2 separate regions of the Homo sapiens genome follow, and region 2 is linked to region 1. Evidence: chromatin loops called from intact Hi-C (ENCODE). Cell type or tissue: A673. All regions are shown on one strand. Each heading gives the region's core, and the rest is flanking DNA. Links, peaks and the distances in the headings are about the cores only. Region 1 overlaps TMEM114 (transmembrane protein 114). Region 2 has its middle 110 kb from the start of HAPSTR1.

Evidence for each region. Peaks named below come from ENCODE experiments on the same cell type or tissue, not always from the same donor. Only the 100,000 strongest peaks of a DNase experiment are listed, where the experiment ranks them.
Region 2: a loop joins it to region 1, with 20 times the contacts of the local background. A loop is called at or near these places in 1 of 110 quality-filtered maps.

What each region holds. Positions count from the first base shown.
Region 1 is chr16:8,573,797-8,580,085 of GRCh38, forward strand. The region is part of intron 2 of TMEM114 (transmembrane protein 114); the gene reads right to left. Among named protein-coding and RNA genes, the nearest start is that of TMEM114, 14 kb to the right of the region's middle. In A673, for the core only: no CTCF peak of the experiment used is centred there; DNase peaks (open chromatin) are centred at 1,085, 2,545, 2,865, 2,995 and 1 weaker place; H3K4me3 peaks cover 3,342 bases; H3K27ac peaks cover 5,000 bases.
Region 2 is chr16:9,196,202-9,202,490 of GRCh38, forward strand. No RefSeq gene overlaps it. Among named protein-coding and RNA genes, the nearest start is that of HAPSTR1, 110 kb to the left of the region's middle. In A673, for the core only: no CTCF peak of the experiment used is centred there; DNase peaks (open chromatin) are centred at 2,290 and 3,310; H3K27ac peaks cover 4,920 bases.

The sequences.
Region 1 (6,289 bases), core at 398-5,397:
GCACCCCATAGGGACAGGCATTTATTACCTAGTGTTGAGGGCATCTGAGTCACTTTTATGTCTCACCTGACAGAACATGAGCTCTTTGGCAAAGAGGATCTTATTTCCCTGTGCACAATTGTATCCCTGAGTTTCTAGCAGAGGTTCTGTTCTGGGACATGGTAAGTGCTGAAGAGATATGTGTTGACAATGTAGTGAATGAATGAGTGAGTGAATGAGTGAATTTTGAGCTAGACAGTGTGGCTCTCAGGCAGGAAACTATGTCAGTTTCTAGGAAATAAGAAAAAAACTGAGGGAGCCCAATAGATGACCTCATGGCGATGAAGAATATAGACGTCAGAGCCGGATTATTTGCACTCTAATTCAGGCTGACTGTGGGGTCCTGGGCATGTCATTTAATTACTCAGAACCTCCATTTCCACTTCTTATGAAATGGAGGTAAAAGTATACGGCTCACAGAATTATCATGAGAATAATACTTGTAAAGATCATTGGGCAACACGGGGCAATGTAGTAAGATGTGCAGTGTTGCGTCCCGTAGAGCAGGCACTAAATAAATCATAACTCTATCAATAATAAAGATGATGGTGATAATCATAACTTGGTCCGTGACCTCCACTCTGACCAAAATGTTTTGCCTTCAGTCCCTCAATTGGCACTAACTTTGGTGAGTCAAGAAAACAAGACTGAACTTCCTCCCAAGGCTGTCCTGTGATAAAATGTGATTACAGGGGATGAGACCTGTGGTCTTTCCTTCTTTCTTTCTTTCTTTCTTTCCTTCCTTCCTTCTTTCTTTCTTTCTTTCTTTCTTTTTCAGGGAAAAGTCTTGGGCAGGGAAGTACCACAGCTCATGCAAAAACCTAGTCCTTTAAAATCCATCCCCCCACACACCATCATCTCAGACTGTGGCCAAGAAAGGAAATCATTTCTCGTTCAGAAATTAATGAGGTTTCCCAGAGTTGGTGCAGCCATGGCAGCCCCATGTGAGTTTCCCAGTCGTGCTGCAAGCTGCCTTGATGTCCACATTCGATTAAACGCCTGGGTAAGAGCAAGCCACCCAGGAGAGAGCTATAAAATCTCCTGCTGAAATTTGGTTTAGCTTTCTTTGTGTGTGTGCCCTATTCTTTGCTACATTTTTTTCCCAGGATTGTGGCTTTGGAACATGAATATTGATTCCAAGTTCTGTTCTACTTAGAAATGCTCCCATCGCTAGCCACATCTCTGAATGCACTTGGGGAAGATAGTCCCCTTTGGAATGTGGATATGATGAAAATAATCATCATCACCAATTTTGTGGGGGCTGGGTTACTTGGGAAGTGGTGGATATGTAGTTTCAGAGTGAGGGGTTACAGTCAAAAGACCACTGAAAAAGAGTCTGTGACATACAAGCTGTGTGACTTTGGACAAATGACTGGACCACTCTGAGCCTCATTGGCAAAATAAGAGTAAAAACACCTGCCCACTGATCTAGAACTTATTAAATTCAGCAAACATATTAAGAGTGTCTGCTGTGAGTCTAGCTCCACACTGAGCACTGGTATGAAGACAAAAATAAATAAGTCGCAGACAGTTCCTCTCTTGCACGCATGTTGACAGAGTACCCGTATGATTGACCATCCAAATCACACTTTTGAGAATCAAACAATCATCAACTGTATTAAATTATCTACCATGACCATAGGTGTCTACAGGGACCAGGCAGGATAAACCAGGACAACTGGTCACCACACTTCTCCGTTTATTGTTTCAGTAAACAATGATGCAACACCTGCCACCTATGCTCACCAGGGTTCCAATGTCAGCCCTATCACTTCCAGCTGAGGGTCTGTAGGCAAGTTACTTTATAACCTTCAAGCCTCAGTTTTCTCATCAGCTAAATGGGAATACTAAGAGTATGCACTTTACAGGATTGTGTACTGAGGAAGAGGTAAAATGGACAAACTTCTTAAAATGGTGCTTGTCACATCATAAACCTAATACAAGTGTTCATTGTTATTGTTTCTCAGCTTGGTATTGGGCTATCTAAATGAAATAATATGCATGAAATCTTGTAAACCTTTTGGTAATGTGGAAAGCCTGTTACAACCAAACACAGATCTCTCAGGCCGGGAGACCTGATTCCCATTCATCAACAAGCCTCTAATGAACTCCTGTGATGGAGAGAAAGAAAGAAACAGTTTCCAGCTTCTGGGAACTGGCATGGCGCTCATAGCTAGACTGCGGTGTTCTGCTGGATATAATCTCTTGGAACTCCGACATCAGACGAGGTCATCTGAGACCACAATACAATGAGACCCAGCAAGGGCACCTCACAGGCTGCCCAAGCAGAGGTGTAAACAAGGTCTCTGTGCCACCCACAAAATATCAAACGCCTCCTTCTCCCAGCTCATATGACTGTCCCTGCTTTCTCAATCACAGCCAGTCTGCCTCCCTATAGATAAGATGGAGATATTTGGTCACAGAATTGTCTCCACTTCCTGATATTACCCAGTCCAGAACAAACCTCCACATCCTCAGACCCTCCAAAGACACCCCATCAAAGCCCGAATCCCGTAAGTCCTTCCTGGCAACCTCTTGCTGAGACACCCCACAGCTCCCCATGGAGTGTGTTCTCCTTTGCTGCACTGAGTAATAAACCCCAACTTGAACTGCAGGGGTGTCCCCACTGGTCTCTGGCTGGAGGGAACTGGCAGGGGCCAGGGGCTCTCCCAGGCACTGGCAAGCGGGAAAGGATATGATGGAGCAGGACAGAGGTGGCAGGAATCAAAGGCCAGCAGGACCTGGAAAATTTCTTCTTTCTTGTGATGTATTCTTGCACATCCCTGAATGCCCAATAACTTGCAACACAGAACCTAGAATGTAGTACATGCTCCCTGTGCAATGGATGGCTGAGTTAATGAATGAGAGCAGGAAGGAAGGAAGGAAGGAAGGAAGGAAGGAAGGAAGGAAGGAAGGAAGGAAGGAAGGAAGGAAATTGAGCATTTACTGAGCATCTAATAGGTGCTTTATTTTGGGATGGGTATTGTAGAGGTACAAAGTTGGATCAGACATAAATCCCACCTCCTTGGAACTTATAATTCAGAAAGGAAGTTCACATGTAGACATAAATTGCTGTAATGTCAGGTGAAAGTGGTGCCTTAAGAGACTCAGACAGCCATGTGTCAATTCAGAGATGCCAGGCTAAGTCCACATGATCATAGACCTTCCATTTGAGGCAGTAAATTTTAAAGGAAAGCATGGAGTATTTAGAGTCAGACCTGAGCGTGGTTCTTACTAGCCATGTGACTTCAGAGGAGCTGCCTCAATGAGCTTCAATTTTCTCATTTGAAAAATGGAACTGGACCATATTCATCTTGACATGAGGACCATAGCAGATGACTTGGGCTCAAGCCCTCAACGAAAGCCACTTCCCTTCCCTCTACTCTGCAGATCTAATTGGCCCTTTCCTTCTCCCACAGCCCCTGCAGCTGTGAAAGGTGTCTGCCTTTAACAGCTAGAGAGGGATGATGTGGGGACAGCTACTGCGCTGGACTCAAAAGCAAACTTCCTGAACCTTGGATTTCCACCTCAGTTCTGTCATTCCCTGTTGATGTTCTTGGGAGAGAAGGATCTTGGGTCTGAGGCCAGCCAGACACTCTTACTCACCATGTGACCTTAGGTAAGTCCCTTCACCTCTGTGAGCCCTCATTTCCTCATTTGTAAAAAATATTTAAGACCTAAGACCTCCCTGCAGGGTTGTTTTCCTGATTGGCAATGTTTTCTTTTTTCTTTTTTGATTTTGTTTTTTGTTTTTTGTTTTTTTTTTGAGATTGAGTCTCGCTCTGTCACCCAGGCTGGAATGCAATGGTGCCATCTCAGATCACTGCAACCTCCACTTCCTGGGTTCAAGCAATTCTCCTGTCTCAGCCTCCTGAGGAGCTGGGACTATAGGCGCCCGCCATCCCTCCTGGCGAATTTTTGTATTTTTTTTAGTAGAGACGGCATTTCACCATATTGGTCAGGCTGCTCTTGAACTCCTGACCTCAAGTGATCCACCCACCCTGGCCTCCCAAAGTGCGGAGATTACAGGCATGCCACCGGCAGTGTTTTCAAAAGCACTGAACTCAATCCTGAGCGCATGCATTCATTCAGAAACAAATGCCTTTGGGTCCCCAGTGAGGGCCAAGCCCTGTCCTAGGGCCTGGGGACACCTCATCGAACAAGGCCACTGCCCTCATGGAGTTCACAGATGGGCACAGGAGACAGAGTAGACAGGAAGCAAGGAAACAAAGATCATTGCAGGCTGTGACGTGTCACAGAGGAAATAAGTGTGAGGATGCAGAAAAATAGGTGGGCAGTGGCGGTGGGGGGGCCTTGTTCTTAGATCAGGTGGTGGTATGTATTTCCTGTGGCCACTGTAACACATGAAGGCAAACTGGGTGGCTTCCAAGCAACAGGAATTTAGTCTCTTACAGTTCTGGAGGCCAGAAGTACAAAATCAAGATATCAATGGGACTGTGTTCCCTTTGATGGTTCTAGGGGAGAATCCTTCCCCGCCTCTCTTATGTCCTGGGAGCCGTTGGCAATCTGTGATGCTCCCTGGCTTGTGGCTATGTCACTCCAATCCCTACCTCCATCCACACGTGGCCACCTTCTCCCCTTCTCATAAGGACATTTGTCATAGGATTTAGGGCCCACCAAGTTAGTCCAAGATTATCTCATCTCGAGAGTCTGAATTACACCTGCAAAGATGCTCTTTCTGAATAAGTCACATTCGCAGGTACTGGGGCTTAGTACATGAGCATATCTTTTTAGGAGTGACACCATCCACACAGTACCACGTCTTGGATGGCATACAGTAGGAACTCAATAGATGATACCTGTGGTTATTACACGGAATTACTAGTAATATTAAAATGTTGGCTGGGTGTGGTGGCCCACACCTGTAATCCCGGCACTTTGAGAGGCTGAGACAGGTGGATCACCTGAGGTTAGAAGTTCAAAACTAGCCTGGGCAACATGGTGAAACCCCGTCTCTACTAAAAACACAAAAATTAGCTGGGCTTGGTGGCACAGGCCTCTAATCCCTGCTACTTGGGAGGCTGAGGCAGGAGAATCGCTTGAACCTGGGAGGCGGAGGTCACAGTGAGCTGAGATTGTGCCACTGCACTCTAGCCTGGGTGACAGGGTGAGACTCCATCTCAAAAAAATAAAATAAAATAAAATATTGGCAGGCCATTGTTTCATCAATGGTAAACGTGTGTGCCCCAGTGCAGAGATATTTTAGACGCAAAAATGCTTTGCTACAAGTCAAGGGAAAAGCAACCCCAGAAAGAAGCAAAGATGTTCACACCAAAAACAAACAGAAAAAGTGTTTGTGACTGCTTCATTATCATGCTGTTCAAAGAGCTGCTCAGTGGGGAAAGCAGTCTTCCATGATGCTTGTGAGGTCAGGAAGCCCCGAGCGGTCAATGCTCTTACGCAGAGCAGGGGATGTCTCTTACCCCAGGAACATCAAAAGCTCTGGCAAAAGAAGAAGGTCCCAGGATCCACTTACTACAAGGAAGAAATTTCACCACCTTTATTTCCTAACCTTGTCAGTGTGACTTTGAGACTTCTGGAAGAGCTCAGAGCTATGCAGCCCTGTTATGCCTGGTAAGGCAGTAGCTTTTAAAATTTTATATATATATATATGTGTGTCCTTGAGTCTGTCCTGGAGGATGGGGGCTGCCTCTTCATGGTCTCCAAGAGGTATTGTTAGGATATGGAAAGAGCAGGAGTCTCCGAGCAAAGACGTGGGTTCAAATCCTGACTCCGCCTCTTACCCAAGCAAACCACATCATCGCTCAAAAGCCTCGTTTTCGTCACCTGTCAATTGGACTCTGACCTTGCAGAGTTGTGGGCACTGAATATGAGAATACTTGTCTCTTTCTCATCATCAACTTAGACTGTACCAGGTGGGAGTTTTTAATTCCCATTTCACAGGTGGGAAAATTGAGGTTCAAGGAACTTATATCAACTACCCCAAGAGCCAATGGCCATGAAGTGTCAGAGCTGGAATGAGATTACAAAAGAAGTGGACAAAGGGGTCGTGGGACTGCAGACATGGACACGTACTCCAGCTTGAGAAGTTAAAGCCTTCCTGAGTGGGGAGAGGTCTCAGCTGAGACCTGGAGGCGAGACAGTGAGGCGTTAACTGGGCTGAGAAGTAGGAGAGGGATTCCCAAAAGTGGGGACAGAAAATGCCAACATCCAGAAGTAGGAGACACCCAAAGTAGCAATACCTCAGCTCTTGCAGCTGGAGAGGTGA
Region 2 (6,289 bases), core at 570-5,569, 620 kb after region 1:
CCAGCTACTTGGGAGGCTGAGGTGGGAGAAGCACTTGAACCTGGCAGGTGAATGTTGCAGTGAGCCGAGATTGTGCCACTGCATTCCAGCCTAGGCGACAGAGGGAGACCCTGTCTTGAAAAACAAGCAAAAACACAAAACAAAACAAAACAAAACCCAAACAAACAAATACAGAAGAATAAGCTGTGATAAATGATGTTTTTTTTTTTTGAGACAGGGTCTTGCTCTGTTGCCCAGGCTAGAGTGCAGTGGCGTGATCATCTCATTGTGGCCTCAAACTCTTGGCTTCAAGAGCTCCGCAAGCCTCAGCCTCCTGAGTACCTGAGACCACAGCATGCACCACCACATCCAGCTAATTTTTTTTTTTTTTTGTAGAAATGGAGTCTCCCAATGTTGGCCAGGCTGGCCTCAAACTCCTGGGCTCAAGTGATCCTCCCTCCTTGGCCTCCTGAAGTGTTGAGATTACAGATGCGTGCCACCACACCTGGCCTAAATTATTTTTTGTAGAGATGGCGTCTTGCTATGTTGTCCAGGCTGGTCTTGAACTCCTGATCCCAAGTGATCCTCCCACCTTGGCTTTCCAAAGTGCTGAGATTATAGGCATGAGCCACTATATCTGACCATAAGTGCTTTTAGGACATACCATGCGTTGTGTTAGGATCTACAGGGGTGGGAACCTACCTTTGCGAATGTGGTCAGGGAGATCTCTCTCATGAGAGAAGATTTAAGGGGAAACACGCAGGTTGAGAAGTAGTCAGTCACGGGATTATTGTAGGGAAGGGCAGGGATGGGGAGACAGCATGAGCAAAGGCCCCAGGGCTGGAAAGAGATGAGCTTGTTCTAGGGATGGATAAAAGCAGTGAGTGAGGGAGAACAGGATGTAAGACAAGGCGGGAGAAGAAGGCAGTGAACACTCATGCAGTGCCTTGTTGCTCACTGTAAAAATTTCAGATTTTTTTTTTTTTTTTTGAGATGGAGTCTGGCTCTACAATGGCACAGTCTCGGCTCACTGCAGCCTCTGCCTCCCTGGTGCAAGTGATTCTCCTGCCTCAGCCTCCTAAGTAGCTGGGATTATAGGCGCCCGACACCACGCCTGGCTAATTTTTGTATTTTTATTAGAGACAGGGTTTCACCCTGTTGGCCAGGCTGGTCTCAAACTCCTGACCTCAAGTCATCCACCCACCTTGGCCTCCCGAAGTGCTGGGATTATAGGCGTGAGCCACTGCGCCCGGCCAAGATTTTAGGTTTTTATCCCAAGTACAGTGGGACATTCCCCCAGGAGCAAGAAGGCCAGAGTACAGTGAGCAGGTCAGGGCTTGTGGGCCATGGCAAAAAATTTAGTTTTTGTCTAAGTGCAAGAAAAAGCCCCTTAGAGAGTTTAATTTAATTTATTATTATTATGTTTTAAATTTCCATAGATTTTAGGGGAACAGGTGGTGTTTGGTTACATGAGTAAGTTCTTTAGTGGTGATCTGTGAGACTTTGGTGCACTCATCACCCAAGCAGTATATACTGCACCCATTTTATAGTCTTTTATCCCTCACCTGCTTCCCATCCTTTCCCCTGAGTCCCCAAAGTTGATTATGTCATTCTTATATCTTTACATCCTCATGGCTTAGCTCCCACTTATGAGTGAGAACATATGATGTTTGGTTTTCCTTTCCTGAGTTACTTCACTTAGAATAATAGTCTCACTTGGAGAGTTTTAAGCAGAGGAGTATTGTTGCCTGTTTTAGGATTTTTTTTTTTTTTTTTTTAATGACACAGGGTCTCTCTCTGTCACCCATGCTGGAGTACAGTGGCGTGACTATAGCTCACTGCAGCCTCGAACTCCTGGGCTCAAGTAATCTTCCTGCCTCAGCCTCTCAACTAGCTGGGACAATAGGTGCCCGCCACTATGCTCAGTTAATTAACAAAAAATTTATAGAGATAGGGTCTCACTATGTTGTCCAGGCTGGCCTCTAATTCCTGGCCTCAAGTGACTCTCCTGCCTCAGCCTCCCAAAGTGCTAAAATTTCAGACATGAGCCACCATGCCTGGGTAAGTTTAAATTTTTTTTTTTTTTGTAGGGATGAGGGTCTTGCTATCTTATCCAGGCTAGTCTTGAACTCCATGGCTCAAGCCATCCTCCCTCCTTGGTCTCCCAAAGTGCTGGGATGACAGGCATGAGCCACAGTGCCTGGACTGTTTTAGGAATGAAAAGGTCAGTCTGGCTGCTGGGTGGGAATGCAGCACTGCCATTAGGAGCAAACGGCACATGCCCTGGGGACCTGGGAAGTTGTAGCCAGAGACAGGAGGAGGGGAATTTGATCTTCACGCAGGAGTGGCAGGTCCACGATGTACCACCCTCGTAATCCACAGTTCGTTCCTTTCTTCCTTCCTTCCTTCCCTCCTTCCTTCCTTCCTTCCTTCCTTCCTTCCTTCCTTCCTTCCTTCCTTTTTTTTTTTTGAGATGGGGTCTTGCTCTGTCACCCAGGCTGGAGTGCAGTGGCACAATCTTGGCTTACTACAACCTCCACCTCCCCGGTTCAAGTGATTCTCCTGCCTCAGCCTCCCAAGTAGCTGGGATTACAGGTGCCTACTACCACGCCCAGCTAATTTTTGTATTTTTAGTAGAGACTGGGTTTCACTGTGTTGGCCAGGCTGGTCTCGAACTCCTGACCTCAGGTGATCCACCTGCCTCGGCCTCCCAAAGTGCTGGGATTACAGGTGTGAGCTACCGTGCCCGGCCGGGATCCACAGTTTCTTGGGACAGCAAACCCTTGCCACCCAGAGGAAGTGGAAAGCTGGGGCTAAAACCGCTTGCCCCCCGACCACCTCCCTGGCCTTGCTCCACCAACCCCAGAGCACCTGAAGACACCTCCAGCAGACCACGAGGCCTCTTCTGCCAGGAGCACATCTGCCTGCTGGAACTCTCCTCACAATTCTATTTTTGCTCCCCTTGGCAGCTCTGTGGAAATTAAAAGGCTATTGGCAGTGACTAATGTTGCTAATTCTGATCAAACAATTTAAAATTCATCCTTTGCCATATCAGAGACCCGCTAGGGAACAGAATTAAGACATCATTTGTGGCAATTTCTGTGACAGTTGGTGGAAAACAGAAAAGACATTAAAATTGGTCTCAATTCAAACCACTGCTCATTAAATTGCCTCCTTGAAAATCCGCCATCTCGATCTATACACTAGCTCTCCGTCTGTTCCCAGCTTATTAACCCAGAGCAAGGACCTTGACAAGCCAGCAGCTGGATCCAAGATGCTGGGAACTTCCTGGGATGTCTGGGAGAGCACATCCTGACACCCTCTGCTCCCTCCCACCGGCGCCGCCTTTGAGCCTTCCTGCCTCTGCCCCAGGAGCGGATGTGCCTCACATTTCCAAGAGTTAAACTTCAGGAAGCCAAATATTAAAAAAAGAATCAAGCTTCCCAGTGTTACCCAAACTTGAGTCATTCGCTTACCACCTGTGTGATTTCTGCTGTATCTATATCCATGTTCTGTTTTTTTACTTGATATAAAGCCAACTCATTTTAAAATTAAATTAATAGACTATTTTAAACAGGAAACTTTGTCACTACTATAAATGGAAACCCAATGTCATAAAGAGGAAATAAATGCTAACGCTAAGCATAAAAATCAATACAGTGTTTTTAAAAAAGCGTTGGATGGTTTACATCCCTTAGGTTTTTTTCTACATAAGTCCTTCCTTCCTTCCTTCCTTCCTTCCTTCCTTCCTTCCTTCCTTCCTTCCCTCCCTCCCTCCTTCCTTCATTTTCCTTCCTTCTCTCCTTCCTTCCCTCCCTCCCTTTCCCTTCCCTTCCCCTTCCCCTTCTCCTTCCTTCCTTCCTCCTTCTTCCTTCTTTTCCTCTTTCTTTCCTTTCTTCCAATTGTAAAATATATGTAAAAATGGGCAAACATTCTGGGCATGATGGCTCATACTTTTAATCCCAGCACTTTGGAGGCCGAGGCGGGTGGATCATGAGGTCAGGTATTTGGGACCAGCCTGGCCAACATAGTGAAACCCTGTCTCTACTAAAAAAATACAAAAAATTAGCTGGTTGTGGTGGCGGGCACCTGTAATCCCAGCTACTAGGGAGGCTGAGGCAGGAGAATAGTTTGAACCTGGGAAGCGGAGGTTGCAGTGAGCTGAGATCGCACCACTGCATTCCAGCCTGGGAGAGAGTGTGAGACTCCGTCTCAAAAAAAAAAGGCAAACAACTAGAATGGAATTAAAGACAGATTTGCAAACCTTTCAACCATTATATAAATATTAAAAAGTTAAAAAATGAATTGCCAATTGAAAAATAAAAGCTTACATGTAAAAACAGCAAAGTGAAGACAGTGACAAAGGAGACAATGGTATTCCATTCCACTTGGGTACATTTGCTGGGGAAGACTCTTAGCCAGAGGCAAGGGCTCTGTAAGTTAAAAAGGATTAGGAAGGGTTCCAGTTCTTAAAGACAAACTCATCCAGGGAGACTTTCTCTTTGCATTAATTGGGAGGGTTGAAAACCAATAGACAGAGAGTGACCGTTTGACTGTGTGATGAGATGTTTTGCAATGCTGTGTTCAACTCGAATAATTTTATATGCCACGAGCACATTTTCTACACTTTGGAAAATACTGGTGTGATCTGGGAAGACAAACTCTTAGGAATCTTCTCCCTTCCCAACACCCCCTCCCTGTTTTACTGGAGTAAAACAAATCCCTGGAGTAAAATCCCTGTTTCCTCCAGGGATTTGACAATTATCTTAAAGCTGTATCAGTTTGAATGATCCACTATCTGCAGGTAGACCTTCCCCTCTTATTTGAATTCCTCTGCCTATTTAGGAAGTTCTCCCTAGGAATACTATGACTTTCTTTCCTTTCCTTTAAACACAATTTTAAAAAAATGTACAAATAGCCTGGGTGCCGTGGCTCCCACCTGTAATCTCAGCACTTCGGGAGGCTGAGGAGGGTGGATCACCTGAGGTCAGGACTTTGAGACCAGCCTGGCCAACATGGTAAAACCTCGTCTCTATTAAAAATACAAAAATTAGTCACATGTGGTGGCAGGTGCCTGTAATCCTAGCTACTCGGTGGGCCAAGGCAGGAGAATCGCCTGAACCTGGGAGGTGGGGGTTGTAGTAAGCTGAGATCGCGCCAGTGCACTCCAACCTGGGTGACAGAGTGAGACTTCATCTCAAAACATAATAAATAAAAAATGGAGAAATAATAATTGTAGATATTTTGGAGGAACAGTGTGATGTTTTGATATATGTATACATTGTGGAATGATTAAGTCAAGCTAATAGACATAGCCGTCTCTTCACATACTTAAACTTTTGTGCAACAGATGTCAAAAGCTCATTCCTCCTGTCTAACTGGAATTTTATACACTTCTGACTTTCGTGGCCATGGTAGGGCCTGAATCTGTCTCTAGGGCATAAAAGTGAGACAACCTGGGATCTTCAGAAGTGTCATGTCTGAGTTTCCTGAAATGAAGGAAAAGGTGTACAGCTGCTGTCTGCCATGAATGGCATCAAGGAGACCTAAGGATTAATCCAATAATGAGAGAAGGGGAGAGAGAGAGAGAGAGAGAGAAAGATGGGGTGGAGCTGAGAGAGACAGAGAGATTGGGGTGGAGGATGACATTACATTTCTATGTTCTGTGACTCCCTTCAGCATCCATCTTGTTTGCTAGATGGTAGGTGTGGGATGGTTTATCACTCCTTTGAAAATGTTTCTTCCACTCATGGGCGATTTCTGCTGAAGTATAGAGAGCAGACTCCAATTCTGCCATTTATTTATTTATTTATTTATTTTTGAGACAGAGTCTTGCTCTGTTGCCCAGGCTGTAGTGCAGTGGCACCATCTCAGCTCACTGCACCGTCTGCCTCCTGAGTTCAAGCAATTCTCCTGCCTCAGCCTCCTGAGTAGCTGGGATTATAGGCGCCTGCCACCACGCCTGGCTAATTTTTGTATTTTTAGTAGAAAGGGGTTTTACTGTGTTAGGCTGGTCTCGAACTCCTGACCTGATGATCCACTCACTTCAGCCTCCCAAAGTGCTGGGATTACAGGTGTGAGCCACTGTGCTCAGCCACTTATTATTGTTAAAGCAAACTACATATGGCCTGAGAAGGACTTCATACTTCTACGTTTGAGTCCTTGTGCACCACCTGTAACCTAGCTTAATAGACAAGATTGAAAAGCTCATTTAGGAGTATGTGCCTGTAACAATAGCTGAGTCTTGGCCAATCCCAGTGGCCGAACTTCAACCACTCATAGACTGTTAAATGCTCAAACTGTGTTTAAA